Linked DNA regions of Mus musculus: all the other regions are linked to region 1. Evidence: chromatin loops called from intact Hi-C (ENCODE). Cell type or tissue: left cerebral cortex. All regions are shown on one strand.

Region 1 (2,500 bases):
CTGTTAACTCAAAATCCCCATCAGTAAACATGCCAGTTTAAAAGTGTAATTAACTCAGGCCGGAAAAGAATTCTGATTTGGACTGCTTTTCACAGTTGAGATTGTTTTTCTTTTATTTATTTATCTCTTTCCGGGTGTGGTGGTGTCTGTGGAGGGTTTTAGCCAGGAAAAATAGAAATGGGGAGGGCTTGGTGGGATGAGCCAGTTGGGACTGAGAATGCTGGCAGGGAGGGGCAAGGGGAGATGGGCTTGCCACAGGAAGCCTGGGGTCTGAATCTGGTTTCTGTCCTGGGCGGTGCCTGTGGCTCCTTGAAGATGGAGGAACTATGCTAGAAGGTGTGCCAAGGCCACTGACTGAGAGGGACACAGGTAACTTAGGGATTATAGGGTTCTGGGGTGACTCAGAGAACCTCAGGGCTCCCTCTAATGTCTCCTTGCTTCTGTCTCACGGCAGCTGCTCTACCTGACTTTGTGGCCTCCCTTCCTGGATCTCTCGCTTACGACAACCGACAACAAAGATGTTTGACTCCAGAAGATGCTCCCCGCGGCCCACCTGAGAGGACTGTCCACACCCCACCCCACTGCGCCCTGTGCCATCTACCTCTGAGTCCCCAACTTCTCACCCATGTTTCAACTCCCACCCCAGAGCCTTGTATTCCAGATCTGAGCAGCCCTTGCTTAGGAACCTGAGGTGGGGGGTGGGTAGGCAGACCCAGGGGACTGAGCAGGGAGGGGAAGGAGGGGTTTCTGCTCTTGGCTTTCAAAGTTCTCAGTGTGTGTAGCCCTTTGAATAATAAACATATGTCATATAATGTAAATATGCTTGCGTGTCTGTATTCAGAGGGACTTTTGTTAAGTGGCACATGGGGGTTAACAGTGTGGTCTGGTCTCCTTCAAGAGGGACCTCTTGGGATGTCTCTGGTCTCTGTCGTCAGTCCTTGGCTGAAAGCAAACATCCAGAAGCAGGGGTTCACACCTGGATTCCTGGCCCCCTCCCCCCCACACACACACACACTACCAGCCCCATAGTCTGATTCAAGTGCCGGGGACATGAAAAGATACCCTTTTCTATCCTTCTAGGGTCTCATGAGCCCCACCCCCTTCCAGCTCCATCTGTACAAGCTGAACCCCCTAGGGCAGAGGCCAGATCCTGGGATACAGCCTGTGCCCACGCGCCTCTCATTGCTGGGCCTCAGCTTGGTCACGACTCGGCAGGGTTGACTCAGACAGAGCCCGGAGCAGGAGACTCATAAATTACATAATTACCCATGAAACCTGCCGCCACCGCTCTCTCCAGCCGGGAGGGACACGCTCCGCTCAGGCTCTGGCCGGCAGTGACTCACTGTTCTCCCCAGAGCCTCTGCCCGCCCACCCACACAGCCACCTCATCTGGGCTAGCTGGGCAGGAGGAGGGGGACCTGGACTCCATCCCCCCTTCTTCCTGTTGTCAAGACAAAGGCAGGCAGGCAGGCAGCCCCCGTCTTGCTGAGAGGGCTTAGGTGGGGGCACCTGCCCCTCTAGCGTCCCTCTGCAGCCCCCTGGTGGCACTTCTCATAGATGGCTGCTTGTGACACAGGAGGAAACTGAGGCTTGGGAGATAGCCTGTCTCCTGTCCCTCCTGTAAGGTGGCTTTGATTACAGCTAATCAGACCAGCAGAGAGACCCTTGAAGTCTCCAGCTACCCCCATCCCCTTAAGACTTCTAGCTCAGACTTCTAGCTCCTTCCCCAGGTCTCTTAGGTAGAAACTGAGTGCACCTTTGAAAAACAGTTCAAAAATGATCATGCACTTGACAGACATGACAGGCAGAAGGTGGCCTTTCCAACCCACATGGGATAGGGTGAGGTGGGGGGCTCCCCAGCAGAAGGACACCAGTATATAGGAGAAATAGCTCAGCCAGTAAGGTACTTTCCATGCAAGCATAAGGACCTGAGCTCAGAGCCCCAGGACCCATGTAAAAGGGCAGTCACAGTAGTATGTACCTGTACAGTCTATAACCTCAGCATGCTGGGAAGCAAGGACAGAGAGATCTCTGAGCTCAATGGCCAGCCAGCTTAGCCAAGTCAGGAATCTCCAGACTGTGTGTGAGAGAAATGTCTCACACACACACACACACACACACACACACACACACACACACACACACTAAAATCGTGTGGAGAACCATTAAAGTGCCTGCTGACAGGAGCCTGGTATGGCTGTCCCCTGAGAGGCTCTGCCAGAGCCTGACCAATACAGATGCAGATGCTCACAGTCAAGTGTCAGATTGAACACGGGGTCCCCAATGAAGGAGTAGGGAAGAACCCAGGAAGAACAACAAAATCAACCAACCAGATACCCCTCCTCCCAGCTCCCAGGGACTAAACCACCAACCAAAGAGTACACATGGAGGGACCCATGGCTCTAGCTGGATATGTAGCAGAGAGGATGGCCTTATCTGGCTGGCATCAATAGGTGGGGAGGCCCTTGGTCCTGTGGAGACTCGATGTCCCAGCGTAGGG
Region 2 (2,500 bases), 620 kb after region 1:
GCCTGCTCTGGGAGTGTGTGGGGGTACACCCAGGCTGGCAGGAGGACTGTAGCAGGGAGCCAGAGCCTCCCGGGCACTCTTGCCCTCTGCTCCGGTTGTTCACTTCTAGGAACTGACCCTAAGGCCGCAATCAAGGATTCCTACAGCGCCTAGCCCAGGGCTGCGCTGGCCAGGCCATGTGGCGAGTCAGTGTCCACACCCTGGGGGGCCTCCTCTGTGCAGTGCTGTGTAGCTGTGGGAAGCCAGGATTTTGGCTAGATGGCATGAAGCTGGCATTAAAACCAGTGAAAAGGTCAGGATGGGAACAACTGTACGTGGATGTCCTTGACGGGAAGCTGTTTGGGCATTCGTTTGAAAATGTCCCGGACTGAAGAAGCACCCTGACCTTCCTGCCAATTCCTAGGGCCCCCCAACCAGCCCCTTCCTGAAATTTGGTACCTAAAGCCAGAGCCCAGACCTCTCCCTGCCCCTCCAAATCCCTGGCCTCGCCTACCACCCCTGGGAAGCAGATGATGGAATCTTACTGGTGAACTGGCTTTGCTGACTACCCCATTTCTTTTTACCCTTCCACATCATCTGAAAGGAGCAGAGAAGCGAAGCAAGCTAGGGCGTTGGCTGGCTAGGGATTTGTCCCGATCCTACACCTCACCCCCTCCGCCACACATCCACACTCTTCCAGTCCCTCTCCCCACTTCCCTCCTGCTCAGGGCCTGTAGCAGCCTGCTCCAAAGCCCAGAAAAGGAAGAAGAAGAAAAAAAAAACCTAACAACAATAACAATGCTCAGAGTCAATTCGCCGAGCCTAGCCATGCTCACGGCTGTCTCTCAGAGCTGCCCCCTCCAGACTCAGTTTCTCTACCTGGGAAGGAAGCATAACCACACCCCGCCCCGGGACCAGTGAGAGTCTGTGGAAGGAACAGTGTATGGTGTGAAGGGGTACCCTCTGGAGGCTTCTCCTGGGGCCCCCAGACCCTGAAAAGCCAGAGCAGAACCAAGCCAATCGCTGCTTTAAAGACATACCACTCCCCTGACAGCCCGAGGGCCAGGCCAGCCATGAAGGCGGAATCAAGACCCCAACAGAATTCTGTAATGAACACTCTGCTGTCTCAGTTTATGAGAGAATACATAAGACGTGTAATTGCTTTTGTATTTCGGACACTCATTAGAAGAATAATAAATGTTATTATTTATTAATATGGCAATGAATCATTCAGTTTTTTAAATTAAACATTAAACCGCTAACAAATTAAATGTAAATTATTAGGCCCGCGGATGATGGAGAGGCTCCCCGGGGAGGGGGCAGCTCGCTGGCTGCGCAGAAGCACGCCGCATGTCCCGGGACACAGCCGCAGGGCCGGGGTGAAGCGAGGACAAGACGGCTTGTGGGCTCAGCCTGCCCCCTGCTGGTTATCAGCAGGAACGCAGCAGTCGCAAGCACCCCATCCGCCCAGCGCCAGACTCCTCTGGATCCTTCTAGAAGCAGCTACGCCACGGGCTGTCAGGCGCCTGCGCTCTTGTCCCGCATGAATTTTTGCTGCGCAGACCTAGTTGGGGAGGGCTATCTGGCTTGGAAATGCGTGCGCCCTTGAAAGAAAACCGCCTCCTCTGTCCTCTGCAGCCTGGACCATAGTTCCTGGTGCACTGTCGTCACTAATAAGCATCCACTTGTAGAAAAAAAAAAAAAAAGCACAGAGATCCTCAGTATCTAGCAGAGGTTGCACAGCCAGAAGCTGGCAGAGTAGGAGATTGCAGTCCACCTGTGTCCAGTCCAAAGCCTGTGTTTATCTTGTATTGCTTGTTGGCCCTCTCAGGAGTTGGGGTCCCAGGCTAGTCTTCTGGAACCCATAAAGAGACACCTGTGTAAGGAGCCAAGGGAGTTATTTCCAAAGGACTAAACACCACATACCAAGTTACCTAGTGCACATAGCTGTTCAATAAGGTAGGCGCACGCCCACGCCCATTCCCAGGATATGTAAGCTGAGGCTGAAAAAGACTGCAACAAGCAAGAAATTAGAACTAGTACCTGCCAACCCAGACTTGGCTCCTGATCACTCCAGAACCAGACCCCATTCCTCAGGAAGCAGTGAGCAATCCCTCTGCCCACTCGTGTGCCCACTCCCCTGTATAACACACACACATGCTGGCCAGTACCCATGCCTTAAGGGAACACTAAGCTCAAATCGTATGAGTCCTCGTATGAGGGCACTGGGGGGCGGGGGGCGCGGGGGAGAACCGGGGTGGGTCCCTGACGCCGACAGTGCTAGTACGGCTGCTCTCTGGGACCTCCAGTTTATTCTTTAAGGAAGATCTCAGGAATTGAGCCACTGAACACTGAAGCCCCAGTCCCACAAAGTAAGGCTTCTAGGAAATACCCCAGACACTCGCTGAGACAGACTTCTGGGAAGGGGCTCACAGCCCACCCCAAACTGAGGGGGTTAGCCCTCTGCCGTCAGCCCAGGCTGCTGGGACAGGGAAGTCCAGCCCATAGGCAAGCCCTGGCT
Region 3 (2,500 bases), 310 kb before region 1:
CATCCCACGTTCCCTAATTGGGGGTGGACGGGACAGAGGACCACTCTGGGAAAAGGCCCTTGTTTGTACAAGGAAGGGCCAAAGGTCTCAGATCCGTGTCACCGCAGAGTCTGTGTGAAAGTGGCGCTGGCCTTCAGAGAACCACATTAGGGAGAGCTTTATGTTTGTATAGGGAAGGACAAAGGTCTGGGAACGATGTTACCACAAGAGCTGAGCAAAGTGAGACTGTCCTTCACACATCGGGGTGGGCAGTGTGGGTGAAGAAGCCACTGGAGGAAGCAGGGCTTCGTTCTTTCCATGTTCACACAGAGAAACAGCCCCTGCCTGGGCCTCTGGCTCCCTTCCGCATCCTCACACACCCCTGAACGGGCCTCTTCTGTGCGCCCCTCCTGCTGAGGGGATGTAGAAGACCTTCACCGCCCTGACACCAGGGAGCCATTTGGCCAAGCCTGGCTGTACGGATGGGAAACTGTATGGAACAGGCCGTAGTCTGGACTGTGTCTCACGTAGCTGTCTGTTCTGCTCCCATGAGGGGTGAGAGCATCCAGCCACCTGGCTGCGTTTGCTGGGAACGGACGTCAGGAGCAGTGACTGGAAGGCAGGGGGCCTAGTTGGGGAGGGAGGAACTCTGCAGGCTTGAGGCACCTTCCACCCCATATGACTGCCCAAAAAAAATACCTTGCTCGGGAGAACAAGGACCCCTCTCACATCCCCCACGTTTTAGACGGCCCATTACCACAGTTACAGACTCCTGGCTGTCTTTGGGTCCCCTCTCCTCATACACAGCTGACTCTGCCAGCTTCCTCTGCCCGGCCCCCACACTGCCAAGGCTGATAGGATTGGGCCACGGGGAGGAGTGAACCCCCAGAACTATCCGTCAGAATGCCTGGACAATCAATGCCTGGGAACGTCTGTGCTTCCAAAAATTTGTTATCGGTCTTCCTCTTGGGCCTCCTGAGCAGCCTGTATTGAGGAAGTTTGGAACAAGCAGTATGGTTCCTGGGACATGAGTTATGACAAGCCTGTGGCTTCGTGACTGGAAGGACTGGGGCCCTGGAGGGATTTATCACTCTGAAGAGAACCTTCAGAGGGCTTCATTAGGCTGAAAACGATAATGAATAGGCTCCCCTTGCCTGCATTCATTCACAACGGCTCTCCTCTTATCTGTTCCCTACAGGAGCCACTCTCTGAGGAAATGCAGACATCCCGGGGATGAACTGGTAACTGCTGCAGAGTAGGCGCCTTCCAGCCCTCTTCCTCCTCCACGTTGGCGAGGCGAGGCCAGGAGACCCGCCGGCAGGGGGCGCAGCCAGCTCGCCGAGAGCAGGGGCGCTAGGCGGGGCAGGTGTGCTGCCCGGGGAGCCAGCGGGACCCAGGGTGGTAGAAAAGTTGAGGCACGCAAAGGGGGAGTAGGGCGAGCCTTCTGGGGCCTTCAGGCCTGCACTGCCTTCCAGATAACCACATCCGGCCATGTATGGATATAAGCCAGATGCCGCCATCTCCCCCACTCTGTTTCTTTTTCTTTTAGAAGTGGTTTAAAGAGTAACACTGACTCTCTTCCGCACGACACTTTAAGGAGTGAATCCTCCTTCCACCCCAGTCCCCGCCCACTCAGCAGAGGTGAATGCAGTAACAGTTTCTTGTGTGATCTTCCTGAAACATCTATGTCTGTGTAAACATATACATAGAAAAGTGGATCTGGTACGTTCCCTTTCACACTACATAAATGAGTTCATTATATACACACTGTTCTGTCTGGAGCCTTTCTTTCTTTCTTTCTTTCTTTCTTTCTTTCTTTCTTTCTTTCTTTCTTTCTTTCTTTCTTTCTTTTTTTTTTTAAATCTTACCACTACTCATCTTGGGGATATGTGAATGTATTTTCCCTGTCTGTGTTAAACGGAACAGACGCAGGAGTGGGAGGGGGACTTGCTAAGGAGGAGAACTGCCTTTAAACTTCTACTTCTGTGTCTCTCCTCTATCTTCCCTACTCCAGCCACGCCCCACAGCACCCCACTCCTCTTCCTCTACCCCATCTCTGCCCCTTGGCCTTTCAGCTGTCGCCATGCCCTTCTTCCACCATGGCTGCCACGGTGACCGCTGGGGCTTCTTAAGGCTCTGACCTTGTAGCTTCACTTCTTGGAACCTGCCTGAGCTTTTCCTGTGGCAATGCCCAGTAAGGTCATGTTGGGGACCCCTCCAAGCTTCACCTCCTTAGGGACAGCTGCTCCCCTCACTCTTCTGAGACTCAGCTCCCAAAATAGCCAGGCGCCCGGGTGCCTGGCCTGCCCTGGCTGGGCTTCCTCCTGTTGCCGGGAAGACCTCCCCCTCCCCTGAATTGGCACACTCCTTTGAACCTATCAAGGCCCATCTCTACCTCCACTGGGATGTCTTCCAAAGGCCCTGCTGGGGCCTAGTGGCTCTCCTGGGGCCCAGCTAGAGTAGCTCACACAGTCTGACCTGACCTGCGTACTCTGTCCGTCTCGGGGCTGTTGCCCAGGGC

What was found. A loop is a pair of places that touch in the nucleus more often than their neighbours do. Peaks named below come from ENCODE experiments on the same cell type or tissue, not always from the same donor. Only the 100,000 strongest peaks of a DNase experiment are listed, where the experiment ranks them.
Region 2: a loop joins it to region 1, with 2.6 times the contacts of the local background. A loop is called at or near these places in 6 of 42 quality-filtered maps.
Region 3: it touches region 1 in a loop (2.1-fold over the local background); 3 of 42 quality-filtered maps call a loop at or near these places.

What each region holds. Positions count from the first base shown.
Region 1 is chr12:109,748,641-109,751,140 of GRCm38, forward strand. Mirg (miRNA containing gene) reads left to right here. Exons shown (of 8, transcript NR_028265.1): 8 at 455-818. Among named protein-coding and RNA genes, the nearest start is that of Mir3072, 2.0 kb to the left of the region's middle. In left cerebral cortex, a CTCF peak has its summit at 1,533 (motif pointing left); DNase peaks (open chromatin) are centred at 1,311 and 2,037; H3K27ac peaks cover 1,887 bases.
Region 2 is chr12:110,372,190-110,374,689 of GRCm38, forward strand. No RefSeq gene overlaps it. Among named protein-coding and RNA genes, the nearest start is that of Gm40577, 45 kb to the right of the region's middle. In left cerebral cortex, a CTCF peak has its summit at 1,404 (motif pointing left); a DNase peak (open chromatin) is centred at 1,443; H3K4me3 peaks cover 190 bases.
Region 3 is chr12:109,436,614-109,439,113 of GRCm38, forward strand. No RefSeq gene overlaps it. Among named protein-coding and RNA genes, the nearest start is that of Dlk1, 16 kb to the right of the region's middle. In left cerebral cortex, a CTCF peak has its summit at 1,304 (motif pointing right); a DNase peak (open chromatin) is centred at 1,299.